3 separate regions of the Homo sapiens genome follow, and all the other regions are linked to region 1. A link is an interaction called in ENCODE POLR2A ChIA-PET data of the cell type or tissue named here. Cell type or tissue: GM12878. All regions are shown on one strand. Each heading gives the region's core, and the rest is flanking DNA. Links, peaks and the distances in the headings are about the cores only. Region 1 overlaps MTA3 (metastasis associated 1 family member 3). Region 2 overlaps MTA3 (metastasis associated 1 family member 3). Region 3 overlaps THADA (THADA armadillo repeat containing).

The links. ChIA-PET counts read pairs that join two places held together with the same protein. Peaks named below come from ENCODE experiments on the same cell type or tissue, not always from the same donor. Only the 100,000 strongest peaks of a DNase experiment are listed, where the experiment ranks them.
Region 2: POLR2A ChIA-PET joins it to region 1 with 5 read pairs; 2 of 35 experiments call an interaction of 5 or more read pairs at or near these places.
Region 3: POLR2A ChIA-PET joins it to region 1 with 5 read pairs; 1 of 35 experiments calls an interaction of 5 or more read pairs at or near these places.

Annotation. Positions count from the first base shown.
Region 1 is chr2:42,750,593-42,760,948 of GRCh38, reverse strand. It overlaps MTA3 (metastasis associated 1 family member 3), which reads right to left. Exons shown (of 17, transcript NM_001330442.2): 17 at 4,003-7,575. The coding sequence ends at 7,550. Among named protein-coding and RNA genes, the nearest start is that of OXER1, 8.4 kb to the left of the region's middle. RefSeq lists enhancers at 3,763-4,334, 4,335-4,905. In GM12878, for the core only: no CTCF peak of the experiment used is centred there; DNase peaks (open chromatin) are centred at 6,648 and 8,478; H3K27ac peaks cover 1,803 bases.
Region 2 is chr2:42,634,142-42,644,497 of GRCh38, reverse strand. MTA3 (metastasis associated 1 family member 3) reads right to left here. Exons shown (of 17, transcript NM_001330442.2): 5 at 4,262-4,325; 6 at 254-371. Among named protein-coding and RNA genes, the nearest start is that of MTA3, 71 kb to the right of the region's middle. RefSeq lists a silencer at 1,092-1,292. In GM12878, for the core only: no CTCF peak of the experiment used is centred there; no DNase peak of the experiment used is centred there; H3K4me3 peaks cover 799 bases; H3K27ac peaks cover 918 bases.
Region 3 is chr2:43,268,577-43,278,932 of GRCh38, reverse strand. The region is part of intron 36 of THADA (THADA armadillo repeat containing); the gene reads left to right. Among named protein-coding and RNA genes, the nearest start is that of LINC01126, 47 kb to the right of the region's middle. RefSeq lists enhancers at 4,755-5,255, 5,438-5,487, 5,256-5,756. In GM12878, for the core only: no CTCF peak of the experiment used is centred there; no DNase peak of the experiment used is centred there; H3K27ac peaks cover 804 bases.

The DNA.
Region 1 (10,356 bases), core at 3,658-8,657:
GAGTGGGAAGAGAAAGAAAACTGTGTTTAAGTGTAGGGTTTCCTAGAGATGGAGTAGTACCCCGTGGTGGTATAATGGGAGCTGGGGGCAGGCGGAGACCCCATTTCCTACATTTGGGTTCTAAATGGCATTTTGGTCCCGGGGACAGGCTGCACTATCCAGTGTGAATTTTGGGCAGCATCTTCCACCCTTTTTTCTCTTCTTTCTCCTAACATAATCTGCTGCCCCCCTGAGAGAGGATCAGATGGCATGCATTACCTTCCTCCAGGGACTCCTGAGCAGGGGGCAAGCAGGCAGGGCTGGGTGACAGGCCAGCAGTCATTAACTTGCCAGTGCTTACTGGGCACCTGCCGTGGGCCAGACACTGAGCTACAAAGGCAGACAACTGTACTCTCACTTTGAGCTCCCCCCGGCCAAGCCGGGGAGAGACGGACCTGCAAATGGAACCAGCGCAATGCAACCCAGTGCAGGCCAGGGTCTTTTAGGTGGTGATGCACCCTGAGAGCAGAGGCTTGAAGAGCTGACTCTGCCTGGGCTGTCAGGTAAGTCATGCACATAAGCTGGATCTCAGAGGATGAGGAAGGAGAGAAAAGAATGGCATCCCTGGCACTGGAAGGGCATGGCCAGCGCATGCAGCTGTGAGAAGACTCAGTGTGCAGGGGTGTGGGGAGGAGACCACTGAGGCAAGAGAGGAGGAGGCCTACCACAGAGCTAGGGGACAGGCAGGAAAGGCAGGAAGGACCAGATCCAGAAGGGCCCTGGTGCCAAGCCCAGGAGTCTGGGTTGATCCTGCAGACAGTATGGCAGGAGACGGGTGTGTGCACGAGGTTGTTAAGTGGAAGATGATGATTGGTTTGCATTTTCATCAGTTACTCTGGCAAGAGCATGAGGGTAGGGGACGTGGGAGATGACCTATGTCTGTATTCCAAGCAAAGGCCTGAAGAAAGGCAGCAGCAGAGACCACGGAGGGTCCAAATGGGGAGGCTGTGTGGGGGACACACTGAGGATGCAGGTGGTGGAGCAGGTTTGGAGGTAAAACAAGTTGTAGGGGCTTGGAAGACACCCAGGCAAACATGTACAGTAGCACACTTCGGACTGGAGATAGAAGCAAGGGTCTTCCACTCACCAGGGCTATGGGAAAGAATGTGGTCATCTGGTGAGAATGAAGAGAATCAAGAAACATCCTTTAAAAAAATCCCTGCAAGTAAGGGACACATGTAGGAAAACCCAGTGAAATGCTCAGAAAAAAAAAAAAAATCTTTAGGAAAAAAGCAGGACTGCAGAAGAAAAGAAGTCAAGGCAATCTTCACCCAAGTAAGAGATTGCCCATTAAAAAGGACAGAATCAAGCCATCTTTTATGAAGGTAAAAGCCAAACATAAAATACCCAGACAGTCTGCAAAGTGCCTCCTGCAAGAACAGAGCATTTTCAAAAGTGTTTCCTAATTACATATTGAAGAGAGTTGATCTGAAAACCAGTGTCCATGTCTGACACTGTCTGGTCAATGAACACCCTGGATGGACAACCTGGATTAACAATGCACTGTCTGGGTCTATTTTTTAAAAGCTTTTCAAAAAGTGATAGGTTGTCATTGTATGAAATTTAATAATATGCAAAACATGCTATCATTTATGGATTCATACATACGCATTAATTGTATAAAATCATGTATGGGATGATAAACACTAAATTAAAGAGAGTACTTACTGCTGAGATGGAGGAAAAATGGGAAGTGGCACACAGGTGATTTACTACTAGATCTGAAATTATCTTTGTAAAAAAAATCTGAAAAAACGACTATGAATGACATCTGCATGTTACTTAGCATTGCTTTGGGTAGAGAATAAAGGGATTAGTGTAACGAATGAAGAAAATTCATATGGCTACAACATCTTCAAATGCTCAAGAAAGCTCAAAGAGGATGACTTAAGAATAGCATTGGATTTAACAATTAGAAGGTCATTAAATGTGACTTTATTGACAGCAATTTCAGTGAGTGGATGGGGGTGGGGGCAGAATGGAAGCCATAAAGTGCTATAATGGGTTGAGGAATTAATGAGATTTGAAGTAATGGAGACAACTCTTCCCCTTTCAACAAATGTGCCAGTAAAAGGAGAGAAGATAATAGCTTTAGATGAAACTAAGCAGAGGACAGATGTTTTGGTGGTTTGACTGTTCTGTTATTTGGTGGATTAGATGAAGAGATTTTTAAATACAGGAGGAGAAGGGAGAAAAGAAAAATACTGGGGAGGAGGGGAATGATGATGGGGACTGGAATGTACCAGACCTTATTCTAAGCATTTTACACATATTAATTTTTTTAGTCCTGATGAGGGAGATTCCATTATTATCCCATTTTACAGATGGAAACACTGAGGCACACAGAGGTTGAATAATTTGCCCAAGGTCATCCAGCTAGTAAGTGGCAGTCTGGCCTGAGTCAAGACACTATTGCAAGGCCCTAAGGGAGTGGAAGGATGAATGCAGCTCATGGGTGGCAGGAGGGTCTGTCCCCAGAAGATAGAAGGATGCCTCTTTGAGCTGGAGCAATGGCACTATTTCAGTAGGTCTTGGGACAAGGGGAATAAAGCTGAAGGGATTCTTAGAAGCCGCAGCTCTCAGGGGATAAGGACTTAAAAAGTGGCAAAGGATTGGAACAGCTGGTTCTGGAAATAAGAAAATCAAGCTCCCAAAGAAGAACATAGAAAAGGGTCACTAAGCAAGTGGCTCAAAGGGGCCTGGTGAGTTAAGCACCCTGATGAGTTAAGCTGTGGGGTCGTGAGTAGGTGGTGTGGTTCCTCCAGCAATCTCTGCACCCAGGAGCAGAATCAGAATAAACAGAGGGTAAAACCTACCCAGGGAGGGGCAGAAGAAACCTCCTAGGAAGTCCGATGATAAAAACCCAGTCCTGGTATGGAGCTTAAGGTCGGCCCCCTTGAGAGGTATGGCATGCAACACTCTAAGCTACAGAGGAGCTTCCAGAAAGAGGGAGGTGATATTTGAGTTCGCATTAAAAGCCTTAATTTAAAACAAAAAACAAAAAAACAAACAATAAAAACACTAAGAAGGCTGGGTGCAGTGGCTCATGCCTGTAATCCCAGCACTTTGGGAGGCCAAGGAGGGCAAATCACCTGAGGTCAGGAGTTCGAGACCAGCCTGGCCAACATGGTGAAACCCCGTCTCCACTAAAAATACAAAAATTAGCCGGGCATGGTGGCGTGCGCCTATAGCCCCAGCTACTTGGGAGGCTGAGACACGAGAATCGCTTAAACCCAGAAGGTGGAGGTTGCAGTGAGTCGAGATCGCGCCATTGCACTCCAGTCTGGGTGACAGAGCAAGACCATGTCTGAGAAAAAGGAAAAGAAAAAAATAAGCTTAGTGACTCCTTTTAAGAAAATCTTTCAGAAAGCCCAGCAAACAAGAGTCACAAACATGTGTACTTCACAAACACAGGCTGGAGGGGTCCCAAGGGAGCCAAGCTTCACTTTCCCCTATAATGACCTTGGCACAGCAGCTGAGACAGAGTCCACACAAACAGCCAGCCAAACAGCAAACCCCATGTTGGGGCACAGCAGCCTTCCTCAGTGCACCACCTGAATACCCCAGCACCCATCCCCACAACCCAGCACTGGCCACAGCAGGGCACAAGTCACACTGCAGGGTAGTTCACGGGAAAAAGGCTGCCTATTACACCTCATACCTCCAGGCCTGGGGGCACAGGGTCAAAGGCCTCCTACTGGGGTGACCTCGCCTCGTGAAACTTCCATGTCCCCAGGATGTGGCTTATGAGACAGCAGAAGAAGATGCAGACCCTGGGGAAAGGCCTCTGAGAGTCTCAGTGCAGCTGGGGCACAGCAGACCAACTGGCCTGGCCTATTACCTCCCCGGGGCCCTCGGAGCTCAAGGTTCTGAAACAAGGACCACCTGAGGCTGGGCCTAGGGGTGCGTGCACAGTCTTACACCTGAGCCATCATCCTAGTAAAGAACAGCATAAAACCAGGCAAAATTTCCAGGAATTTATTGGAAACACAATACAAATTGGTTAGTAGATGGCATCTCCTTACAGACAGACAATCCACACTGTGGTATCATGCTCAGAACGAATTATCCTGCGGAAACACTCATGAGCACAGGTGCGTGCTCTGGGTTAGCTTCCCTGGCAGGGAAAATCAGAGACATAGTGCAGAGGAACAGGAGGGGTGGACAGAAAACTGGGACATGGCCTTCCTGGGGGGAATGGTGAGGAGGGGCTGCTAACTGAGTAAATTCCCCCAAAGGAAAACAGGGACAACAGTAAAGAATAAAGGCTTCCCCCTCCCTCCCCAAAGCCGTTTCCTCTCTAGGCAGAGTAAAACAGAATCTCCAAACACCCACGGGGCAGCTCCTCCACCTCCCCTCGCCAGGGACTTAGGACAGCAGTGGGGCATAAACACCAGGCTCAGACATGACACCGAGTGCACTGAGGCCACGCACAGCCCCACCTGCTTGCCCTCAGCCCCCTGCTCTGCTCTGAGTGGCAGGGGACTGACCCGGTGGGTCGCCTGTCCCAGGCTCCCAGGGCAGCTGCTTCCAACTGGGTTTCACTACTGTGAGGCACCTGCAGGACTCTGGAGGCCAAGAGGAGGGGAGAGGCTGGGGCCCCCTCTCTCTGCCTGGGGAAATGTTTCTGACAAGAATCATGGCTTCTCGAGGCTCCAGCCCCCACCAGACAGGTCCACAGTGTGGCAGGTCCCCCAGTGGCCTTGGCCCCAGGCTCTGGTGACGCGTCCTCCCCTGGTGCCCAGCCAGTCTCAGGATGGGGGCGGCTTGCTGTTGTTGTTCCCCACCTCTGGGTTGCCCCTCACTCCCCTGTTTTGCCTCTCAGCTTTTCTTGTTTTGTGTTAAACAAATCTCTGGATGAAAACCCCCACTTGAAATCCATTTTCCTGGGTGGGCCCTGAGAGATGGAAACTGGGCTGTGCACAAGGGGAATTGTGAAGGGCAGGCTGAAACCTTCCGGCGACACCCTCCAGTCGGCCCTCCTCTCTTGCGCACCTTTAAGAAGTGAAGGGTGGGCAGGCGATGACTGAGCCAGAGGGGGAGATAGCCTGCAGAGCCTGTGTCCTCACCCCAGGGGCATGTCTGCTGGGGGCTGCGCAGACAGTCTCTGCACGTCCACCCATGTGCTCACTGAACCACAGTGACATGCCACTGACACACAGCAGGGACACCATGGCCCCAGAAAGGGAGCGGGTGGCTGGGAAACCCTCTCAGCACCAAATGCTTCCAACGGCAAAGGCACAGACTAGAGGCGCCTCGGCACCCTTCCTCCATTGCCTGGGGGATTCTGTCAGAACGAGGGGGCAGTTTCCAGAGACAAAGGGAGAGCGTGAAGTCTCAGTCAACATCACCCTCCTAGGATGACTGGACTACAGAACCACGAGCTTTACTTACAAGAGGAAGGAAAAGCCTGCTTGGCACACGTGGCTCGAACAAGCTGCGCTTTTCCCAAAGCCAAATGTCAACTGGGTAGATAGGAGGGGCCTCCCTTCTCCTGCTTCAGACCTGGCCTGACTCCTGTCTCCAAATCTCTTGGGCCTGGGTGAGAGGGCCTCTCCCAAAAGGCAGAGAAAATGAAGCTGGCAGCTGAGTCACGGGCAGCTAATTGTTTCCAGAATCTGCAGTCACCACTTAGTAGGGGTTCAGAGAGAAAGTGAAAGGGTGAGGGAATCATTTCCCCTTCTGGGTCCAAGTACGACAATAAATCCAGAGCAGGGTACAGACAGACAGCTTTCCTGTGTCTTTTTCTTTAGGGAAGAAACATCCACGTGATGCGGCACCTCCTCCCAGGTCTTTGCTGAAGGGACCCCTCAGTGGGAACCCTGAGGAGAACCCCTGCCTGCCACCTCCACCCCTCTCACCAAATGCTTCTGACACAGGCCCCACCCTCAGCGCCCCAAGCCAAGACCCAGCACAGCTCCAAGAGTGGGTGGTGGTGGAGACATCCCATGCTCGCCCTTGCAGAAGCCTAAGATGAGAACCAACTCCTCCTCAGAAAAGAAGCTGAGATGTCTGCAAAACCGCCCTCCACCTCACACAGCACGCTCTCTCTGCCAAGCGGAGCTCAGCCTCCGAGGACACAGACATCTACAGCATCATTATCCTTACCAAGTTACCTCGTGCTTCCCAGGGTGTCAATTCAATTGTAGCCACTCTGTCTTGCAACAGCTTGGCTATTTGGGCCTCTCGTATCTGCCATCCAGCTGCCTCCTAGTAACCCCAGAGATGGCTGGGAGATCAGACTCCAGTTGTCTTTCTTGGGACTGTGACCCTGTGCCTGCAAACAGAGGGCAGGGGAGTTGCCAGCCTCACATCTGCTCAGGGAGCTCATCGGGCGCTGAGCTATTCCTATCCTTGCAGCTGCCAGCACAAGTAGCACAGCTACTCAGCACAGCTGAGTGGCCAACTGTGATGCCACCAAGGGCTCGTGCCGAGGGCAGGTGGGAAACACGAAGAGCCCAAGCCAAAGGAGCAGGCAGGTCCCCCGGGGCCTAGGTCACATGTGCTCACAAGATGTTGGGCTGGAGGGGTGGGGGTCATGGGGTTGGCCACACAGACTCATACCCACAAACACAGTTCTCTCACTCCACACCTCTAGGCCAAACAGAGTCTGTCTGCTTAAAATGAAACTAGGTCATTTGTGACCTGCTGTAGGACCCACCTGGCAGCAGTTCTTCATCAGCTGGTTTGGCTGCAAGGGAACAGGGCAGTAAGCAAACGGCTTGTCACAGTGATACACACGCTTGGCACTTTTAACAACTGCTCTTGCTGGAGCTGTCTGTGACCAAGCAGAGCCGGGCAGAACACCAGTTTCTCTCCAACCACAAAACACAGATGATGAGTTTACAGGCTTATCTTTTGTCAGAACCTCGGTAATTCTGTTCCTTGGAGGAGTAGGAGGGAGGGTCACATATAGGAATGCAGAGGGTAAACAGCAAATTCCCCCATTTCAAAAAAACAAGGATGAAGCCTATCGAGAAAAAGCTGAGTGACGGTAACAGCAAGGACAGGGAAATACCTTGAACCTCATAAACACTGGCGCATTTCTTAAGAAAAATCCATTCAGAAAGATGCCATGGCCCTCCTGTACATATTTAGTAACTATACAGCATAAGACCGAGCTGAGCGGACACATGCAGGGTGGCAGCGGCTCTGAGCTTGCAGCAGCCCCACTGCCAAGTGGCCGCTGTTGCTGGGTGGGGCGCAGGGCGCTGCAGAAGGGAGGAGGTGGAGGGGTTCCCTCAGCCCCTCAATTCTCAGCAGGTCTCGCTCCGTAACAGCGAGGTCTCTGACAAGAAAGCGAGGTGCTGCTGATCCACACGTGGAGACACAGGATTTGGAACGTGCACTCCCACAGTTCCTTCCCCGCCCCATTGCGTCTCCATGGATGCACGCAGAGGTCTCCCACTGAAATGTACTGGGAGTGGGGCTGCCTTCTTCCCAGGCACGGCTGTGAACATCAGCAGGACAGTGCAGCAAGTCTTGGATTGTAGAATGAATCAGGGAAAGCTCAGTCTGACACACAGCACGTGAGTTCTAGAAAAGGGAAGTAACAGTGTGAAGGTTAAACAAGTCCCGATGGTGGAGGCAAGATGAAAGGGAGGATGGACTCACCCCTCCCAACATCACAACCTTCAGGGAAAGGAGGCTCAGCAGTAGGTCAAAGAAAATCTCATGACTAGGCCAGGTGTGGTGGCTCATGCCCATAATCCCAGCACTTTGAGAGGCCAAGGCCGGTGGATGGCTTGAGGCCAGAAGTTCAAGACAGTCTGGACGACATAGCATCACTCTGTCTCTACCAAAATAAAAATAAAAAGTTAGCCAGGTGTGGTGGTGCATGCCTGTAGTCCCAGCTACTTCAGGAGGCTGAGGGGGGAGGACTGCTTGAGCTCACAAAGCCAAGGCTGCAGTGAGCTGTGGTCGCACCACGGCACTCCAGCCCAGGCGACAGAGCAAGACCCTGTCTGAAAAAAAAAAAAAGGGCTCACAATGTAGTTTAACACTGGATCAAAGGGAAAGTTTAATTAGGGCCAATAAAATATATAATTGATACTGAAGGACGGAAAGATCTTAAAAGCTGGGTTTTGAATAGGCGGGTTTAGTGGTCACTGGAGAGGTGCTACAGTACACCAGGCAAGAGAAGAGACTCATGGAACTTTTCTGACGGATACTAAGGAATAGGGAACACAGTTGGCTGGGAGGAGGCACGATCTCATCTGAGCTCATCATAATTAATCATAATGATGTGGGCACCCAGAGGCTATGAACACATTTCTTGTAGGAGGGGAGTGAACTTCACTCTCCCACAGTGTCAGGAACTATTCCTATGCCCCTCACTCCCACCCCCTCCACTTCCCCAAAAACCTTCAACTCTGACCATCTGGAGACTACAGCAGAGACAAGTAAATGAAAAAGCAGAAGTGGCCTGCAAACCACATCACCACCGTGTTGTATTAGAAAGTTGTGAAAGCTTTTTACTTAGTTATTAGGAAAGTGGCTAGGAGGGAAGTGGGGTTGTTTGCTGAGAAGGGATAAGATGCTCAGATATTCTCTGCCCCAGGCACATCACCCTGCTGCCAGGAAAGGACCCAGCAATGCTCACCTTCACAGCCTCAGAGCATGCCAAGGAAGGGCTGCAGGATGGAGCAGAGCTGTGTCTTCACTTCATGAGCTTTTCTAGGATAGGGAAGATACCTGTACCCAGCTTGGTATTTGATATGAGCTCAGCAAGTATGTGTTAAATAAAGGCCCAGATAAATTCAGTTTAGGAATCATGCTAACCTTGCTTTATTGAACATACTGTAGGTTATGTAACTACCTTATTTAACCTTCAGCAGAATCTTGGGAGTGTCAGAAAGGTTAAGAACTTGCTCAAGGTCACAGTAAGTAAGCTGAGGAGTCAAGATTTGAATGTAGACCTTAATTTGTGTCAAGTTTTTCCTACTACACCAAGCTGCTCATTCTCCATCCAGCCCAGTGTTCTGCTAACAGCCCAGTAAGAGCATCCTGACCTCCTCAGTGTCTAAATGGAAGGTTATGTAAGTGTCAGCGTCTCCTAGGAGCCACTCTCTCTTTTTGTATTTAGTGGAGCAGGAGCTCTGTCATTCATCTGTCTAAACCCTTATGGAATTAAACCACCTATCAAAAGAGCTGCTTTTAATAGTTTCCCAAGTTTCTAGCCTGCCATGGTAAATTGTGCTTTTATTTGTGCCAAACTTGCCTGCTGCGGTTTCAGAAACAACCCTCTCCTCCTAGCATCTCAGGTTCTGGTGCCCAGGCTCCACTCTGCCTTCTCCACCCTGGCCACGGTTTTCAATTGAGACAGGCCACCTCTCTGTATTCTGGGCTGAAGAATCCCAGTACTTACCACCTGCCCTTACAAGGTTATCACTTCACTCTCCTCTGCTCAGAGCTTCCCCAGATCCTCTGCATTTCCTTGGAGCAGGAACAAGAGCCAGATACAGAGACTCAGCACAGTAGCACAGGCAGAGAGCCCCAGGAAAATGTCTACATCAATTCTCAGTCTCCTTCCTAGACCATGATGTAGCCCAAATCATTTCTCTTTTTGTTTATTTATTCTCAAATGTATTAACCTATATTTGCCACTTTGGTACGTACTCGCCCTGACTGACAGGCACTTATTTTTTTGTTTGTTTGTTTTTTGCAAAATTTTCCCTAATGGTTTGACTACTCAGAAGTACTTGAAGTCCATGGACTTGGAGATTCTGCACTTAAATCAACCAATCCAATGAAAGCAATCCAGCCAGCTAGCTGGTGGCTTCTGAGTTAGTTTCCTTTCCTTCTGAAAATCAGAGAAGAAACCACAGAATTTTAGAAGCTGGAAAGCAGATAAATGAGTGATAACAGACTATGCACTCAAGACAGACAGACTTGAAGGTTCAGTGTGGAAAGCTGAGTACCCAATTTGTCTAGAGAACCCCAAAGGCTCATGAAATGACACCAGGTACCTCTGGAAGTAGGGGAGGGGACTGAAGCAAGGAAGAGGAGTTAAAGGCTCTTTGAGAAGCAGCTGGATCCCAAGAAGCTCTCCCAACTCCATACCACCAGGCAACTGTCTACGTCCCACCAGTCGAGATATTTATTCTCTGACGAGGACAAAACCGTTTCAGGCCTAGGGGACACGAGGCACCATGCACAGCTAAGGACAAGGCTACAATTATAACAGAGAGAGATCAAGTGAACCTATGTCTACTGAATGGTGAGCCCCCAGCCTTCTTCCCATGAAGCTCTCAGAATGCAGGTAACAAACATTTATCCTCTGGGGAACAGATAGGAAGAAACTTCTCTGGGGAATCT
Region 2 (10,356 bases), core at 3,262-8,261, 120 kb after region 1:
AGCATCACTTTTGGGAGTCCGAGGTGGGAGGATTGTTTGAGGCCAGGAGATCAAGACCAGCCTTGGCAACATAGCGAGGCCTCATCTCTATTTATTTATTTATTTTTTATTTTTTACAAAGAACAGTAAAATGGCAAGTGCTTATAACTTTTAGACTTTGCCCTGAACATTGCCTCTTCTACATGAGGACATGTATATTTGAGTTTCAAGATATATTTGTTTCACAAAACTGCAAACACGCAGAAAAACGTACCTTCTAACAGCATTTCTGGAATGTCTGCTTGATATCTAGGTCCCACTCTGATTTCACCTTTGTCAGCTAATAGTGTTTTCAATGAGGGGTCATAGACCAATGAGTAGAAGAAGGTATCCTGAAAAATATGACAAAATACATAGGTATACTTAATTCCTTCTACTTCTTATAAAGCATTAAAATCAATGTTGCTACAATGAACATATAAACCCCAGAGAGTATATAAAATTTCATTTTGGTGAATAAACTCATAAATCTTTAAGGAGAGCATGGTGTTACCGTCATCATGTAAAACAGTACAAAATTAAATCAAGCCAAAAGAAACAGCTTGAAACAAAGTAGATTATAAAGTTCTATTATTTGTTTTAGTCTAAAAGAAAACCATTTGCTCTCTAAAGCAGAGTTTCAAGAGCTAGCAAAATTAAACCATAACTCCAAGGTAAGACACCTAAAGTCAAATCATCTTATAAACTTCTGAAGTCCACACCAAACAGAAGGGAAGACTTCACAGATACCAGGTACTCTTACTTTTGTAATGTCCATCCCAGCTTTTAGTCAAAAGATTAAAAAGTATACATATCTCACATTAAACTGCATGAGTTGAACTTACATGTGGTTTACTGTTATAATAATACCACTTTGTAAATATTTAATTAAACATGTATTAACTATAATTCTGCAGTTAAGTACTGAGGCATACATATATATACATATAGACAGATATACAAACATAGCTATATACATGCTCACCAACAGCATACACACCAAAATTTCCAGTCCTCCCTTACAAAGCTCCTATGTCCTTGTTTCTGAGCCTAATGGACAAAATGACCTGGCACCAGTCCTTTGCTGAATTCCGTATAACCACTAGAGATTATCTGAACCAGAAGCAGAAGTCCCATCTTCTGCTTTCCACTACGATCCCAAAGGTTATCGGCTGCCCAGTTCTCTGTATTATATCCTGGAAGGACCTGTCCCTACTACCAGAACTTTACCAAGCCCCAGCAAAGGAAACTGCAAATAAAAGATAATCTGTCAGACAGTAAAAATCTCTCCTATGGGAGTTCTTACATACTGTGATAAGGGGAAAGGGAAAAAAAACAGAGTTATTCCAACCACTGAGAAATTCTGTGCTGTATTTTATTCATTGTTCACTGTCAGGAAAAAAGTTTAAACAAAAAAACTGTTAAAAAAAAAAGGGGGGGGGGGGAGACACCAATATGTGACAGTTTATGCATACTGTTAAAGTGCTATCTAAGGAAAGAAAAAATCTGCAGGAATAGATAAAACAACCAGCTTAGGCCAGGTGCAGTGGCTCATGCCTATAATCCCAGCACTTTGGGAGGCCGAGGCAGGCGGATCACCTGAGGTCAGGACTTCGAGACTAGCCTCGCCAACATGGTGAAATCCCGTCTCTACTAAAAATAGAAAAATCAGCCGGGTGTGGTGGCAGGCACCTGTAATCCCAGCTGCTCAGGAGGCTGAGGCAGGAGAATCACTTGAACACAGGAGGCAGAGGTTGCAGTGAGCCAAGATTGCACCATTGCACTCCAGCCTGGGGGACAAGAGTGAGACTTCATCTCAAAAAAAAAAAAAAAAACCAACTTAACAAAGCTACAGGGGATGATCATTATGTAATCAGAATTGTTTGATTTTTTTGTTTTGCTTTACAGACATGAGTAATAAATATTACTCAGTAACTGAAGTTATTGCCACTGGCTCAACATCAGATTTTGTTTTTCTTTTTTTTTAATAGAGACGACGTCTCACTATGTTGCCTGGGCTGGTCTCAAACTCCTGGGCTCAAGCAATCCTCCTGCCTCAACCTCCCAAAGTGCTGGGATCACAGACATGAGCCCCCACATGAAGCCACCATCAGATTTAAATGCAGAGATACTTCAGTTCACTTTTTATCTGTAAAACCTATTAGCATGGTACTCCAATAAAAACAGGAGCTTGCCATACTCTACAATATAATAAGATGAAATGATTATTTGGGTCATATAAGTTGCTTAAAATCCTTAGATTTCTATGTCCTGATATGGGAAAATATTCAAAATATGTTTGGTTTATAATAGAAGTTGTAAAAAAGAAGAAGAAAAGGTTCCAGATAGGCCAATTTCAAGAACACAGAGTTAAAAGTAAAGGATGATAATTAAAAAGTTATTCTTTGGGTTACCGTCTTTATGCCAATCTCAATATTTTATTTTTAAATTTTTTATATATTTAGGGGGTACAAGTGCAGAGTTCTTATATGCATACATTGTGTCATGGTAAAGTCTGGGCTTTTAGTGTACCCATCACCTGAATAGTGAACAGTGTACCCAATAGGTAATTTTTCAATCCTCATCCCTCTCCAATGTCTATTTTTTTTTTTTAAGACAAGGTCTCACTCTGTCACCCAGACTAGAGGTATAGTAGCGCGATCTCGGCTCACTGCAACCTCCGCCTCCCAGATCCAAGGTATTCTCCTGCCTCAGCCTCCCAAGTAGCTGGGATTACAGGCATGCGCCACCACGCCCGGTTAATTTTTGCATGGCCCAGCTAATTTTTGTATTTTTAGCAGATACAGGCTTTCACCACGTTGGTCAGGCTGGTCTCGAACTCCTGACCTCGTGATCCGCCCACCTCGGCCTCCCAAAGCGCTGGGATCACATGTGTGAGCCACCACGTTCGGCCGAAAAAAAAAAATTTAATACAATGAAATGCATGGAATGTTTTGCCTTTTTCTTTCTGCTTCCGTGAAATAATGCTAATTTCTGGGCATTATCATTATCCATATTATAATCCATCATTCTGTGGGACAGACTAATGACAAAAGCCTATCTAAATTTTACAAAGGTAAGTTATAAAGTCTATTAGCCTTTTTTCTGCTTTGAATATGACTTTTCCTGTTGGTTTTCTTATTTCCTATTAGGTTTTCTAATGTATAGTGGGTTCTGCATGATTGTATCAAACTTTTTCTGTTATATTTTCTTCATTTGAGATAAATGGGCAACACTTGAGTATAAGATTTAAAAAAAAAAAAAAAAAAAACCGGCCAGGCACAGTGGCTCATGCCTCTGATCCCAGCACTTTGGGAGGCTGAGGAAGGCAGATCACCTGAGGCCAGGAGTTGAAGACCAGCCTAGCAAACATGGCAAAACCCCATCTCTACCAAAAACACAAAAATTAGCCGGGTATGGTGGCAGGCACCTATGATCCCAGCTACTCAGGAGGCTGAAGCATGAGAATTGCTTGAACCCGGGAGGCGGAGGTTGCAGTGGGTCAAGATCACGTCACTGCGTTCCAGAATGGGGGACAGAGCAAGACTTTGTCTCCAAAAACTAAAACATACGTATATGTAATAAAGCTTTTGGGGGAGAAGAAAAAAATCATAAAGATTAAATACTGAAGCATCACTGATACTAAAATATGTTTCCCACCATACAAATGATGTTGCTTTAAATGTCACCTAAAACTATGCATACCATGGAATATTCTGCTTATAAAAATTTCCTCCTTTCCATGAAGCGTATGCTCTATCTCAACTTGTTAACTACATTTCTTGTTGAGGTTTAGTGAAAAATATTTTTAACTGACAAAATTTATTAGGATTCCAGAAAGCAGACCACCAAAGGTAAAATCTCATCTGGAAACAGTCTAAAAGAAAAACCATTTATTCAAGAAATAAAAACAAAAACAAAACAGAAAGGGGAGCCAAGCACACTAAAGCATTAATTTCATAAAGTCAAAAATATTCATCTACTATCAACTAAATCCATGTACCATTCTCTATAATGCCATTCATTACCAACTGAAAAACAGACACAGTTTTTGCTCTTATCTCAGATAACCAGAAAAATCAAATTTACCCGAATGCATTCTAGTCACTATACTTTTACTATAATACTGCTATTAATATAATGGTGGAATAATACTTTTGTACAAAAAGAAATAAATTCCAAGGAAAGAGCTTCATGTGAAATAAAGGGAGAAAAAAACAAAACAACTATGATTGTGAATTACCTCCTTATCAAGATATGACAATACTGATTCTGTCTCATTCAGAAGGGCAACACTGCACTTTCCCCTGTTGAAAAAGAAAAAAAGAATAAATGTAACAAAGGCCACCTCACCTTCTCAGTGATGAGAAATACAAAGTTAAGAATGTGAGACTGGTATTAAGAAACTACATGGCAGTTAGGAATATATATTTTTTCAAACCATTTAGACCCACTTTACAATCCTAATGTCAGGTAACTTATAAAATAAGGCTGTCTTTATAGGCATTTCTTGAGAGGCTAGCCTGTTGGAGTAATTGTGTTAGGCAATAAATCCTAATATGCAATACTTTATAGGTAGTTTCTACTTATTCAAGAAAAAAAAAGAGTACAATGAGAACTTCAGACTAAGAGTCAGTTTCTGAACCTATAAATAGATATTATGAGGTAATTTTATAAAAGGGATGTTCAGACAAAGACACCACCACACAAACCAATGGCTAAATAATATTCAGATTTTTATGAGCAGCCACTAACTACATTTAAGAACCTAAAAATAATACACATTCATATCAGGATATAACTAATTCATCTATATTGAAATTACTCTAAAAACTAGTTAAAATTTAAACACAAGGAGCCTTCTATAGAGCAAGGGGCAAAATAAACATCGACAGATCCACGGACCTTGAGGTCTGACAGCACTTACATTTGATCTGAGCTTGGAAACTAACGTCTGTTTTTATAAGGCTTGTCTAGACTCTGAGAAAAACTGAGGTTATGTAGGTAGAGGCATTTATTACGAGCACTTTCAAAATGACCCTAACTAGCCTAAAAAAATCCGTATAACTAATAGAAATCTGACAGGAGCATTTTGAAGATTATTCAAGTTACAAATACTGGTCAGGGCTCACACAATGTTTCTTTAAAATGTCGTAAGATCATTTGATTTTCTAAACAAAAATTAAGACATCTCCAAAAGCCAACATGCAAAAACAAATATATCACATATATATTAAATAAGAAGCTAGAAATTCGTGGGGTATGGTAGCACATGCCTGTAATCCCAGCTACTCAGGGGGCTGAGGCAGGAGAATCGCTTGAACCCCAGAGGCAGAGGTTGCAGTGAGCCGAGATCGTGCCACTGCACTCCAGCCCGGGCGACAGAGCAAGACTCCGCCTCAAAAAAAAAAAAAAAGAAAGAAAGAAAGCAAGCTAGAAAAGCTTGCTGTTGGATCACCAGAGTGAAATACAATTCAAAGAAAAAAATTACCAAGAGCAAAATAAAATACTAAAAGTGCTAACACATTGGTCAAAACAGCTTGCTAAACATTTTGCAACTATATACTCTTTAAATTAAAAAAAAAAAAAACCCCTTATAAAAATGTCTTTTTCTGGTGATCACTGTAGGTTAGAAAGCTTTCTTTGAGAGCATGTGGTATTTCCACACTATCCTGTCAAATCTCTAACGTGGTTACTGGAAGTGTTTATAAAGGTTTTCTTTTTTTCTAACATATTTTATTCAAGTAGATTAGTGAAGCAAAAAAAAAAAAAAATTAACATCACTTTAGCACACATAACAACACTGAAAAGACAACAATTGTGCCCAGCTCACACCTGTAATCTCAGCACTTTGGGAGGCCGAGGTAGAAGAATCGCTTGAGCCCAGGAGTTTGAGACCAGGCTACACAGCAAGATCTCAACTCTACTGAAAATTAAAAAAAATAAAATAAGCAGGGCATAGTCCCAGCTACTCGCGGTTGGGGGACTGCTTGAGCCCAGGAGGTCTAGGGTGCACTGAGCTGTATTTGCACCACTGAACTCCAGCCTGGGCAAAAGAGCAAGACCCTGTCTCAAAAAAAAAAAAGAAAAGGTAACAATTATCTGACATGTTCTCATAACGGACAGAATTGCAACTAGGGAAATTGCTCTGCTGCCGTTAGCACATCGACAGCTGCCACAGAATATCTATGACCTGTGAATATGTGCTCACACATGCAATATGCTTAATAAATGAGGTTTCTAAAAATAGTTTTCACTTACTTTTTCCCCTCATTAACAGCTGACAAAGCAATATTTCTAACATTTGATACTCAATCACCTAGAAAAAAAAATCCCCCTTTTTAAAAAAATAAGTTCTCTAAAGTCAGATTTGCTTGTTTTAATGGGGAGGAGTAAAACCTGCTAAATTTTATTTTAATAGGTACTTTTTTTTAAGGCTAGTCAACTGAAACAGTGATAGTGGAGAAGAAAAAAAGAAATCTGTAACTGGTTATAAACACTACTGCACTATGCCCAGCCAATACCACTGTCTTTAATAGTCCCTTGACTTTTAAGGGTTAACGGACACTGAAAATTCAAACAAACAATATAGCATACTTTAAAAGTCTCTTCCATATGGTCTGAAATAAAAGATTTTAAATTATAAAACCTTTATTTTCATAATTATATTAGGAAATAAGGAAACACAGGTTATAATGAAGTACAAATTGTTTTTGGAAATGCAGTTTTTATACAAAGATGAAAGGATAATAAGTGATCTAAGTTTTAAATTTTTCTTTAATATAGCTATATTGTACATCTCCCCAAATTAAAAATGAAAATCTAACATTTACAATTTTCATGTACATACATTAACAGCTAAGAGGTTGAGTCAGAATTATTTTATGAAGTAAATATGAATATGTAATTAACACATATATTACCATGCCAAGAGTTGTTGATAAAAGTGGTTTAAAAAGAGATTTAAAGCGTTAGTTTCCTTTATGCCAAACAAATCTTGGCTCATAGATAAAAACATGGTAAATTTTAAGCTAACCCCAACCTAAAGGAACTATTATCAAATTCCGTATACAGATACCATAGGCAATTTATACTGAGTCTCAAGCAATGAACCTAATCATGTGTCATGTACGATATTTTAATCCTTAAATAATAAAGATGCCCAAGCATGATATGAAGTGTATCAAAGACCACAACACAAAGATCACTCCAGGCCCATATAATCACTCGTACTACTTTTCTACACAGAACCACAAAGGAGTACAGAATTGCTATAAAGAAAACCTACTTTCCCACAGGTCACTGAAAAGGTTTTCAAAGTATAATCTGTTTCAGAGACTGCGCAGGGTGCTGGGACACAAAGACATGTGAATAAATAATTACGACAAAACAAAGTCACACGTTCAACAGCAGGCGCTGATCAGCCTGGAATCTGCTACTTGCTTAATGGTATGTCCCATATAATCCTACAGACTGAAAAACGTAAAAATGTGCATACAGGTTATATATTTCTTTTATCTAAAGCTAGTACATATTTGTATAAATGAAAGAGGAGGGCCAGGCGCAGTGGCTCATGCCTATGATCCCAGCACTTTGGGAGGCCGATGCGGGCGGGTCACGAGGTCAGGAGTTCGAGACCAGCCTGGCCAATACGGTGAAGCCCTGTCTCTACTAAAAACACAAAAATTAGCTGGGAGTGGTAGCACACGCCTGTAGTCCCAGCTACTCTGGAGGCTGAGGCAGGAGAATGGCTTGAACCTGGGAGCCGGAGGTTGCAGTGAGCCGAGATCGCACCACTGCACTCCAGCCTGGTGACAGGGCGAAACCCCGTCTCAAAAAAAAAAAAAAAAAAAGAAAGAAAGAGAAAGAAGTTTAAATTAGTGATCATTTACCCCCTGCCTGTAGACTTTCTTCTTTTGTTTTGTTTTGTTTTGTTTTGAGAAAGGGTCTAGCTCTGTCACCCAGGCTGGAGTGCAGCGGCATAATCACAGTTCACTGCAGCCTCAACCTCCTGGACTCAATCAATCCTCCCACCTCAGCCTCCCCAGTAGCTGGGACTACAGGTGTGTGCCACACGCAGAGCTAATTTTTTTTAAATTCTTTGTAGAGATAGAGTTTTGCTATGTTTCCCAGGCTGCTCTCAAACTCCCTGGCTCAAGCGATCCTCCCACCTTGGCCTCCCAAAGGCTGGGATTATAGACATGAGCCACCACACTTGGCCCAAACTTTCTTTTACCTTGATACAACTTGAAGCGGGGACTACCCACTTAGAAAAGTGCAGATATCTTAGTGCTGTACCAGACTTACTGAATTTCAATGTCTTGGGATGGGTCCAGGAATCTACATGATTAACAAACATCACCAAGTTTAGTGAACTTTTTTAAGTTCACTAAACTTAAAAAACCATTCCTGGCCCGGCGCCGTGGCTCACGCCTGTAATCCTAGCATTCTATAAGGCTGAGGCGGGCAGATTGCCTGAGCTCAGGTATAGTTCAAGACCAGCCTGGGCAACATGGTGAAACTCCATCTCTACTAAAATATAAAAAATTAGCTGGGTGTGGTGGTGCACGCCTGTAATCCCAGCTACTGCGGAGGCTGTGGCACAAGAACTGCTTGAACCTGGGAGAAGGAGGTGCAGTGAGCCAAGATCATGCCACTGCACTCGAGCCTGGGTGACAGAGTGAAATTCTGTCTTGGGAAAAAAAAACAGAAAAATTCCTATAGATGCAGAGTTTGACATTAAACTTGCCTTGTTCAACAAACAGTATTATTGCTTCATTAAAGAAAGACATTTTTTTATTGACTTTACAAGTCTTACATTTGCCACAAACTCTAGATTCTTTTTTTTTTGAGATAGAGTCTCGCTCTGTTGCCCAGGCTGGAGTGCAAGTGGTGTGATCTTATCCTTACTGCAGCCTCCATCTCCTGGGTTCAAGTGATTCTGCTGACTCAGCCTCTCAACTAGCTGGGATTACAGATGCCCACCATCACACCCAGCTCATTTTTGTATTTTTAGTAAAGACGGGGTTTCACCATGTTGGTCAGGCTGGTCTCGAACTCCTAATTTCAGGTGATCCACCCGCCTCGGCCTCCCAAAATGCTGGGATTACAGACATGAGCCACTTTGCCCGGCCCAAGTTACAGATTCTTAATATTTCTTTGTATAAAGAACAGTGTCAAAATATTAGGTTCTGGGATTGGTAAATCAGTGAGTAGACAGTTTTGACAGCATTTAACACAATGAACACAATGAACAATCAAATAAAAAAATAAAGATCAGAGATGCAAAATGCTTTCAGAAGACTAGATTTCTCAACAGCAACCGCATAAAACAGAATAGCACAGATTCAAAATTCTGAGAGAAGTGATTTCCAAACCAAAATTCTATGTCTAAACAAATCATTGGCCAAGTGTGAGAAATATTTTTAGATATATGAGAATAAAAACTTTTACATTTTTAGAAGACTTAATCAAAAGGCAAAGGTAAAACAATGATAAACTCCATGGAAAACAAAAGTTTATACAAGAAAGAATACATAATACTGACATGTTCATAAAACACAAAGACTGTTTACTAAGTTAAATAAAAGTTGTGATAATATTAGAAACAGATGGCAAAGGGAATAGGGAAGAGAGAAGTAAAGGTAAATTCCTAAAACTGAAAAATTAATAGTAGGAATATAAGAACAGTATAAATGCCAGAAGCCACCATCGAGAGGAGTTGAAAATGACTACAGAGTTGGAACCAAGCAAATGACTGCCTTGGATATTATTAGACAGCCATATCCATACACTTTTAAAAAAATAACAAAATTTAAATTTAAAATGAAAGGGGGTGATATGGTTTGGCTCTGTGTCCCCACCCAAATCTCATCTTGAATTGTGATCCCCATAATCCTCACGTGTCGAGGGAGGGACCTAGTGGGTGGTGATTGGATCACGGGGGCAGTTTCATGATAGTGAGTTCTCACATGATCTGACGGTTTTATACATGTTTGACAGTTCCTCCTTCTCCTTCTCTCGCCTGCTGCCAAGTAAGACATGCCTGCTTCCCCTTCCACCATGATTGTAAGTTGCCTGAGTCTTCCCCAGCCATGCAGAACTGTGAATCAATTAAAAGTCTTTTCCTTACAAATTACCCAGTCTCGGGTAGTTCTATAGCAGTGTGAGAATAGACTAATAAAGAGAAATCCTAATTAAAATACCTAATTAAAATACATAAATTTCCATGACTACCACACCAAGGGAGCAAGGATTATGTACAATGACTCTATATATCAGGTTTTCTCAACCTCGGCACCACTGGTGGACATTTTGGGCCAGATAATTTTTTGTTGT
Region 3 (10,356 bases), core at 3,631-8,630, 520 kb before region 1:
ACACTGTTTTGAGGCAAGGGATCAAAGCTGAGCAAAGAAGTTCACCTTAATAGACAGCAGAATGAGAGAAAAGGAGGCCAGATAAGCCTTTGTAATTGATGCAAGGCCCCTCATCAGTTACTGTGGCTGGGGCTGCTTGCCAAGGCAGGACACAGGATTGTGTTCCCTGGAAGCCTCCCCAGATGTGTGAACCTTCCAGGATCTGAATCCTCAGTCAAAATGGTCTGTGTACACTTCTCTGCCTATGTGGAAGAAGCTAGTTTTGGAATAATCTCTCAGTGATACCGCACCAGGGCAGGTTTCGCCTAGATCAGCTTTTCCTCTCAGCAGGATAGCATTTGGAACAGAGCTGCAAGTGATATGCAAGCAGGCTCCCCTCAGCCCCCAACCTGCCAGACTTGCCCAATAGCTAAAATTCTGCCATTGGCAATTTATTCATTTTTCCAATTGCAGCATTTGCTTAGAAGGACACACAGAAAGCCTAGTAAGTGTTCGGTAAATATTTGTTGGAATATAATACTCAGTAGATTCCGCACCCAGCCCAGCTTGATTTTCTTAAGCATAAAATATAGATCTTTTTCTTTAGACTGAAAAGTAGCTGAGGACTGAGAATCACCCTGATTTTTTTCTTTAATCAGAAGTTAGGCAATTGATTGATCAGAACAATATTGTCTTGTTTTAGGCCAGGCGCAGTAATCTCACGCCTGTAATCTCAGCACTTTGGGAGGCTGAGATGGGTGGATCACTTGCGGTCAGAAGTTCAAGACTAGCCTGGCCAATATGGTGAAACCCCATCTCTACTAAAAATAGAAAAATTAGCTGGGCATGGTGGCGGGCACCCGTAATCCCAGCTACTCGGGAGGCTGAGGCAGAAGAATCTCTTGAACCCAGGAGGCATAGGTCGCAGTGAGCTGAGATAGTGCCACTGTACTCCAGCCTGGATGACAGAGCAAGACTTCATCTCAAAAAAAAAAAAAAAAAGAACAATATTGTCTTGTTTTACCATCTCTCAAGGATATCAAGTGCTGGTGGTAACTTCACATTCCTTCAGCATATAAGGATTTTGTAGAATACACTGCTGATGTTTTCCTCTTTGGTGTTCCAAGTTAATTACGATTGAATCTTGACTACCTTAAAAGTACACGTTGTTTCTTTTGTCCCCAAATCGGTGGTTGACTAAATGCCACAGTAAAATAACATTATTAAGTTGTGTTAATATTTAATGTCTTCTTTGAGGAGTTAAAATTACAATGAAAAAATTAAAGTTACTTCTCAGTTTTCCTCGAAGAAAGAAATACAACACAAGAGCTCCACACCTCTGAGATCTCCCACTGTCAGTGAGGGATGGATGCAGACAGAGCTCTGCTCTCAGACCGTCTCCTAGCAGCCTGCTGGAGGAGCTTGGGGAAGTAGGAGGTGCATTCTGTGGGGTCTCTCTGGAAAGGGTCTGGAGAGTGGAGTGGGCCCAAAGGAAGGGAGAGATGTGACACAAATGAGAGCAGAACAGTCAATGCAGAAAGAGAAGTTGGAGCCAAAGCCCTGAGTTGGGGAGAACCCGGGAGCTGATTGGGCAGCAGTGAGTGGACTTTTGTGGTCAGAACACAGGCTCAGGCCAGGCAAGGAAGAGGAGCAGGAAATGAACTGAGCAAGGCAGGGGCACTTGCTTGTGGGATGGCTCAGTGCCAAGGCCCGATCTCCTTCTGCAGGTAATGGGAAGCTAGAGAGGGTTTAAAGCAGGAATGAGGTGGGAAGGCACTCAGAGGAGACTGATGTTACCGGAGACATACTTGTGGAATCTCTGGCAGCAGTGTGTGTGATGGGCCAGGGCTGGGGCTGAGTGAGGGGATTTGCCAGGCAGGGAAATCAGCTGGGGGCTGGCAGCAACAGTCCTCTCCAGCTGCTCTCAGTGGGGTTGGGATGGAGAGGAGAGGACTGATGTATGAGAATACTGGTTGGGGGTTGGGTAATCTCAACATGGGGACTGCTGCTGTGGGAGGTGGGAGAGAAGGGAAAGCATGAGGTGACTTCAGAGTTTCAAACCTGTGAGGTGTCCAGGGGAAAATAACAAGGCATGCCTCTGGCACTGATGTAGAAGTCAGACTGTGGCATTCCAGGAAGTGAAACTACCAGGAAATCGGGAAAGGCACTCAGAGGCCACAAGTCACTGTGATCCAGGACAAAGTTTTCCTTAGGTCTTGGAGAGCTCAACATTCGAAATGGAGAGGGCAAAGGGAGACCTTTATCTGCTGTGGGAACAGAATAAACTGTCTGGGTTCTGTCCTGCCTTCCTCAGAACGCAGCACAGCTATCCTGGGATCTCCAGTGCTCCTTAACAGATCTAGTTATCGGTCCCCACGGGCACTTTCTGGAACCTGTAGAATAGGCAAGCATTAAATGCAGTCATTCAGACTTCCTCACCCTAACATATCCTTTTGCATAATTGGCTTTAGGTCTAGATTTGATTAGTTAATGATTCTAGAAGGCCTGGAGAAAATAATGCCATGGTTAGCCGGCCCTCCTGAGAACAGATTTCTTATTCACCTTTTTTGCCTGCTGGAATCTCCTGCACATGCTGCAGCCCACACAGGGAAGCATGAAACTCACAGCCTGTTAACAACTCTCTCCCTGCAATGTCCAAAGCACCCTCAGCCCTTAGAAGTATGGACATCAGGGAGCCCCAGCTGCAGGACCCTCTCTGCCCCTCCCTCCCCACTCTGTACCAATCATGGAGCCTGCAGAAGGGAATGGAAGAAATGACATTTCCAGGACTTAAGAGTAAGGTATTGAAATTTGTAGCTAGGAGAAAAAAAATTTGTGGGCTGGACTCCAGGCAAGGCTCTGCCTTCCTCCTTTCCCTGCTCTGACTTCAGGCCTTGAAATGCTCAGGAAAGAGCTCTAATGCTACAAGAGCAGGAGATGCTCAAGGCTATCTCTGCAGCTCCCCACCCTCTTCCACCAAGCGGCCACTCAGATCTGTTTTATATACCACATCGGGCATTTAATGTCAGATTTCATTTGAACAAAGGCCTCTGTGTGGGAAAAACAACCTGGACAATACTTAACTTTAAATCCTGGCATTTGCATGATTCTTAAGTTAGGCAGAGTTCTGGATGAGAGCAGCAGGAGAGGAACCCATGAAGGTACAAATTTGTGAAGCTGCCTTCAGAGGAAGAGAAGATAAGAAAGGTATCTTAGAAGGTTAGAAAGAATCCAGTGATTGGGGTTCTTCCATAGCCTTTCCTACAAGCCAGGGATACCTGAGCCTTTTCTTTTTGCAGAGCTCTTTCACTCTGATGCAAGTTATCTGGTGTGGCTTAGCTGGAAATACTGCAGAGAGTTAGACCGAAGGACTCCAGGATGGGCTTAAGGATGGCTAGATCAGGAGGTCCCCAGGCAGAACCACATACGTTCCACTTAGCAGAGGCAGGGTGCCTCTGGGAGCTGGATGGGCCATGGGGACAGGGCAGGCAGGGGGATGGCTTTCTGGACTTCCCTCAGGCTTCTTGCTTTTCCTGGCACTGGATCTCCCCCTTTCTTGCTCTTTCGGCTTCAGCCACTATTGGCCACCTAATTTAGATGGCCTCCTCCCATTCCCGTCTCCATTTGTGAGGCTCAGAAAACAGTTTCTGGCCAGGTGCGGTGGCTCACGCATCTAATCCCAGCACTTTGGGAGGCTGAGGTGGGCAGATCACCTGAGGTCAGGAGTTCAAGACCAGCCTGGCCAACATGGTGAAACCCCATTTCTAATAAAAATACAAAAATTAGCTGGGCATAGTGGTGCACATCTGTAGTCCCAGTTACTCTGGAGACTGAGGCAGGAGAATTGCTTGAACCTCGGAGGTGGAATTTTCGCAGTAATGCAGTGAGCCAAGATCACACCACTGCACTCCAGCCTAGGCAACAGAGTGAGACTCCCTCAAAAAAAAAAAAAAAAGAAAAGAAAAGAAAAGAAAGGAAAACAGTTTCTGCTTGAGTTGATACAGGATAAGAGAAGGCACTGAGCAAGGAATTTTAAGGCGTGCCAGATTTCATGCCTGTTGTCAGTGTTTTGGTTCAAGAAGGATGACTTCTTGGTAGAAACTTTCTTATGAAAGAAAATATGTAAGACCTTTAAAGGGGATAGTGGGTAGGCAAGCAGGCAGATCGGCTGTGGCTCTTTTTCTTGGAATACTGTCTCCAAGTAGTTCTGGTCCCTCTCTCCTAGAAGGCCCCTTGCCCACAAAAAGTCATGTAAAACTTCTGCTCATCCTTCCAAATATGGACATTTAGCGGGAATGCATTAAATCCCATCTTCTCGACAGCACCCTTGCCCTCCAGGATCTCCCCATTCCCTGAGCCGCTGCAGCATTTGGTTATTGTATCATCACAGAGCCTTTGCTATTCTACGCTTTTATCATTTTCCCTTTCCTGTGCTTTAGTTCTCTCTTCCCAACTAGCCCTCATGAACTTAGAGACTGTTTTCTATTAGGTACACAGTGGGTGCTCAATTTGTGTTAATGGATTGATTTTTCACCATAGTCAGGTGGCAAAAGAAACATGAGAGTACGCTTTGAAATAAGAAAGCTTCAGAACAAGCAGGCAGACCCTCTCTGCTGGAACCAGCTCAAGGGACAGCGTTTTTCACTGATTCATACCAACTAGGGTGGCAGTCTTGCTGACTCGCACACTGTCCGGGTCTGGTAGGCTGAGTTTGCAGCCTGTAGTGTTGGGTCCCTCCTCACTCTTACCTCTGAAGTCAGGGTCTTGGATTACAGGACCAGAAAGCCAGCCTGGGGCTGCAGGGACCATGCCCCTGGGTTATCTGGGAGACACCAAAGGAGCCTCCTGTGCTTGGCATGGTGACCCATAGAGACTGGAATAACAATGGTGTTTAGGAGGGAGGTGGAAGAGGGGAAGTAGGAGCGAGATGTAGAAAAATGAGACTCAGAGGTTAGAGGAGGGAGCAGTAGGCAAGTGGCATTGTGAGGTTGAGTCCAAGCAGCCATGTAGCCAGGGCAAGGCAAAGAAGGAAAAAAACAACATCTGCACACATGTATACATGTGTGCATCATCGTCACCCACACAGAGCCCGTGAGCCAGCATGAAAGGATGAACACTTCTCATATGCCCCGACCCTTGAGCAAACAGGGAGGGAAGCCTGGGAGGAGAGAGATAGAAAGGCCTGGGTCACTGTGACATTTTCCAGTGGCCCTATGGAGTGAGACAGCTCAGTCAGCAAAGCCCCAGCCCTGTGGGACTTCACACTGAGTCACAGATGATTCCACTCCTGGAACCTCTAAGGCTGCCCACCAGTCTCAGACCCGCAGCAGGCCCTGTGCTTTTTTCAGTTCCTGCCAGATCACAGAGTCAGGCACTAGAAGGGCTCTGCAAGTACTGACTGCCTCCCCCTTCCTCCTGCCTTCCAGTAGGCTCTTTCCTAATCGACTCAGGTATATCGCCTTCAAAGTGCCCTTTCTGCTCTGTGGTGCCAGAGCCTGGCCCCAGACTCAATATTGTAGATGTACCAAGTACCTTTTTCTAAAGAAGAATGACCCAAAAAAGTTAAGAATCACTTTACTAGAATATATCCTCCTACCTATCTCCAAGCCTGGCCTAAATTCCTCTTCAGATGAGTTAAACTTATTTGCCTCCATCATTTCTTTTTCTTCTTTTTTTTTTTTTTGTTGTTGTTGTTGTTGTTGAGACAGAGTTTCACTCTTGGCGCCCAGGCGAGAGTGCAGTGGTGGTGCAATCTCGGCTCACTGCAACCTCCGCCTCCCGGGTTCAAGCGATTGTCCTGCCTCAGCCTCCTGAGTAGCTGGGATTACAGACACACACCACCATGGCTGGCTTATTTTGGTATTTTTAGTAGAGATGGGGCTACTACATGTTGCCCAGGCTGGTCTTGAACTCCTGACCTCAAGTAATCTGCCCGCCTTGGCCTCCCAAAATGCTGGGATTACAGGCATGAGCCACCGTGCCTGGCCATCCATCATTTATATGTGTCTACTTTAAAATTCTAAATTGGGGCTAGGCACAGTGGCACATACCTGTAATCCCAGCACTTTCGGAGGCCGGGGCAGCCAGATCACTTGAGCCCAGGAGTTCAAACCCAGCCTGGGCAACATGGGGAGACCCTGTCTCTTCAAAAAAATTTAAAAATTAGCCAAGTGTAGTGGTGCATGCCTGTGGTTCCAGCTACTGAAGAGGCTGAGGTGGGAGGATCACTTGAGCCCAGAAGGTCAAGGCTACAATGAGCCATGATCATGCTACTGCACTCCAGCCTAGGTGACAGAGTGAGACCTTGTCTCAAAAAAAAAAAAAAAAAAAGCACAAAACCAAAACTCTAAATTGTTTTCTGACCCCTTCTCTTACTCCTACTTAAGATAGTCTATAGATTTTTCTTACTATTTAAGTATGAGATGAGAAGTGGTCAGATCAAGGGTATTCAATCATTCACTTGTTCATTCATTCAACAAATACTTAGAAAGTGCCTGTCCGCCAGGCTTGTTTCATGTGCTAGTCCAAGCCACCACCATCTCTCCCCAGACTTCTACAGCCTGGTCTTCCTGCCTCTATTTTTGTTCGTTGCAATTCAGGCTCACTTCTTCAGGAGTAAAACAGATGATACTGCTCTTCTGCTCAGAACTCTCTCTTGGCTTCCCATCTTAATCTGGGTAAAACCCAGACTCCTAAGGCAACATATAAAATCCTACCCAGTCCAGCCCCTGCCGCTCCTCCCCTAGCCACTCCAGCCATCTTTGGGGTTTTCCAACTCCAGAGCCCATTCCAACCTCAGGGCCTTTGCAGTAGCTGTTCCCTCTGCTTGGAATATTCTTCCCTTGTCCTGCATGGCTGACTCCTTCATATCATTCCAATCTCAGCTTCAGTGTCATCTGCACAGGGGGCCTGCCTTGACCTCTCAGACTACAGTAACCACCCAGTTATTTGCTATCATTCACCCCACTGGTTTAATTATCTGCATAATTTTATTTATTTGTTATTTGTTTCTCTCCACCGGAATAAAAGTTCCAAGAGAGGCCGGGCGTGGTGGCTCACGCCTGTAATCCTAGCACTCTGGGAGGCCGAGGCAAGTGGATCACCTGAGGTCAGGAGTTCGAGACCAGCCTGGCCAACATGGTGAAACCCCTTCTCTACTAAAAATACAAAAATTAGCTGGGCGTGGTGGTGCATGCCTGTAATCCCAGCTACTCGGGAGGCTGAGGCAGGAGAATCGCTTGAACCCAGGAGGTGGAGGTTGCAGTGAGCTGAGATTGCACCACTTCACTCCAGCCTGGGCAAAAGAACGAAACTCTGTCAAAAAAAAAAAAAAAAAAAAAAGTTCCAAGAGTGTAGGATTTTTGTCTTGTTTGTTTGCTGCTATATTCTCAGAACTTGGCACATAATAGATTCTCAATAAGAATCACTGTTTGATGATCAATTGAATGAATGAATTGAGGAATGTATCTATCAAAGTAGTTAAACCCAGTAAGAAGCTTAGTGTTTTTCAGATCTACCTGGTGGGGGAGCTGTTTGGATTTTATGTTATGAAATTGCCCTGAGGTCACAGCATTTTCTTATTATGGCAGATTAAATCGCCTGCCTTAGTCCTGACTTCTTCCTAGAGACATTAATTCAAACAGCTGATGAGGAACTGATGAAGCATCTACTAAGACTGGCCACTGTAGAAAATCCTGGACTAACTCTGTGTCTCCCTTGTCACTCCATACTGGATCATGCAGGATGGAATTTCTTGAGCAAGAGTTTCATCCATAGGGACCCACATGCCTAGCACAGGGCCGGCCCTGGGAAGTGCCCAGCAGGTGGATACTTGTCAGTTGCTTATCAGGTCCCAGGTGAGAGACCAGAGCCAAGGCTACATGAATCGATCTGGAAGGCCTAGGGGAGGTGGCCCCTTCCTCCCAGAGCCCCGTCTGCTCTTTCCCACTCTGAGCAGGCCAGTGGGGGGACAGGGGAAGGAGAACCTCATCACCTCCCTCTTGATGCTCCTGTTTCATTTTATCCCCTTTGATCCTCACAACACTGTGAGATACTTTATTATTTCCTCCATTTTATTTATATTTTTATGTTTTTAAAGGTGGGGTCTCATGGCATCACTCTGGCTGGAGTACTGGTGGCTGTTCACAGGCACACTTGTAGCTCACTGCAGTCTTGAACTCCTGGGCTCAAGGGATCCTCCCACCTCAGCCTCCTGAGTAGCTGGGATTATAGGGACCTACTATACTTCCTCCATTTTAAATGTGAATATGCAGAAGTTCAGAGAGTTGAAGGAATGGGCCCAACGTCCCAAGGCAGATAAGTGTCAGAGCCAGAGTTGGAGCTCCGGCCCCTGTGGTGACAGAGGCCTTGCACTCTCAGATCCTCTCTGAGACAGGGAAAGGAGTCCAAACCTGGCATCTAGTTTAGAACCCAGGAGTTAAGAGAAAGGGGTGCATTGAAGGTCTTCTAAACTCACTGTTGTGTTTGAAAGAAGACACTGGAGTCAGAGTGTAAGAAAATGGGTTGGGGACCAGAGCTGAGATACCAGAGTGTGCCCTGGGGAAAGGGAATAGAGGGCAGATGCAGCAAGAGGCGGCAGGTGGTCCTCTGTCAAGGCTGCTGCTGTTCCTGTTCTCCAGTGCCCCTCCTAAAGGGAGGGAATCCCAGGACTCGAGGGTTTTAGAGCCTCTGACTTACAGATGTGGAAACTGAAGCCCAAGAAAGGTAAATGATTTCCCCAGTGTCACATAATGAGTAGAAAAACGAGGTCTACAACACCCACTCCTGAGGCCCAGGACAGTACCTCTCTACTGTCCCCCAAGCCTTGATTTATACAGAGGAAATGACAGAAATGTAGGGATGCCCCCTGAGAATAATCCAGACTCGGGTAGAGAGGAGCTGGCAGGGGTGAGATGGGGTGGTGTGGGGTAAGGGCAGAGAAGATGGAACACTGCCTTGAGAAGAGGGCTTGGAGGAACTCCAGCAACACTGGGGTGGGAAGAACTAAGTGTTCTGTGAAACCAGCCATCTCTCAGCAGTCAGCAATCAAACCACACCCTGAGTCAGCCCGGGATTCCACTGCCTTGGTCTCTCTGGGCCTCTCTCCGTAGCTGGCTGTGTGTTCTTCAGTATTGTCAGTGGGGCTGCAGGGGAGGAAACAGAAGAGGCTAGGAATTGTGGTCCTAACCCACTGTGAACCAGTGGAGGGTGAGGGGAAATGCTTTTGAAGGAAGATAGTTATGTGGGAGCCAGTTATCTGTTTTCTTATTTATTCCTTCAAAATAAAGAGATTTGATCAAGGTAGGCCCCCATTCCTGCCAGCTGCAGTGGGTGGGCACGGTGGAGCTCCGGTTGCCGCATTCCAAGTTGCGTGTGCCATCAGTTGCTGTTCCAGAGAGCCTGGGCCCCCTGACGTTCACCTGCATCTCAGCGAGTGCGTCACTGGCAGCGGCTCCCATGATGTGCAAAAGCAGGTGCAAACTAATGCTCCCGTCTTCGATCTGCTGGCCAGTTATGAGTGCCAGTGAGTACCCTGGCTGGGCCTGGTTGCTGGGGTGATGGGATTGTTACCATGGCCTCCCAGTGACTAATCCCCAGAGAGACAACAACAGGCTCCTTTCGAGGAAATGAGGGTCATTTTTGCATCATTTTGCCCTGACTCTTGCTGCTTCTGAAAGCCGAGCTCTCTGGCCAAGGCGACTGACCCCTGTGGGTGATGATAAGCCCTCAGTCTGAGGCTTAGGCCATCTGGTGCTGACGCGGCTGCAGGGTGTTGTCTTCCCTGTTAGTCAGGGCAAGCCTGGTGCCTGGTGATCTTCCTTCTCCAGCTCGTGGCCTCGGCTCTCCTCTTCTGTGCTTTCCTTTTCCTCAGGAACTTTCGCTTTCCTCAGCAAGGCCATATCACAATGCAGGATTTCTCTTCACTGTGGTGAGCAGGCTTCCTTTTTGAACCTAAGCCAGTTTCAGGTGTTAGGGTCACTACTCTGTCAGGGGTGGCAAGATGGGCCCCCCCACCTTTCTCGTTCGTCCCTGGTTCAGTGAGGATGACTCCTCCAGCCCCAGCTTCAGGCCTGACTCTATTGGGAGCATCCCTCCTGAGCACCCCAGCCAGCACTGGCACCTGCCCTTTGCCCTCCTGAGTTCACTCAGCCACAGACTTCTTCCATCCCAACAGCCAGATGAAGGTCAGACCCAGGCTGTCATGACAGTGCTGCCCGAGAAGTTCTGCAGGGCAGGGGTGGGGCCCAGGAGAGGCCTCTTCACTGGCCACGGTGGCGACCCCTCCCTCACCATCCTGCTGTTATCCAAGGAGGCGTAAAGGGTGACATCAGAGACCTGGGAAGCCCTCATCCTACCCACCAAACTCCAATTCTGTTC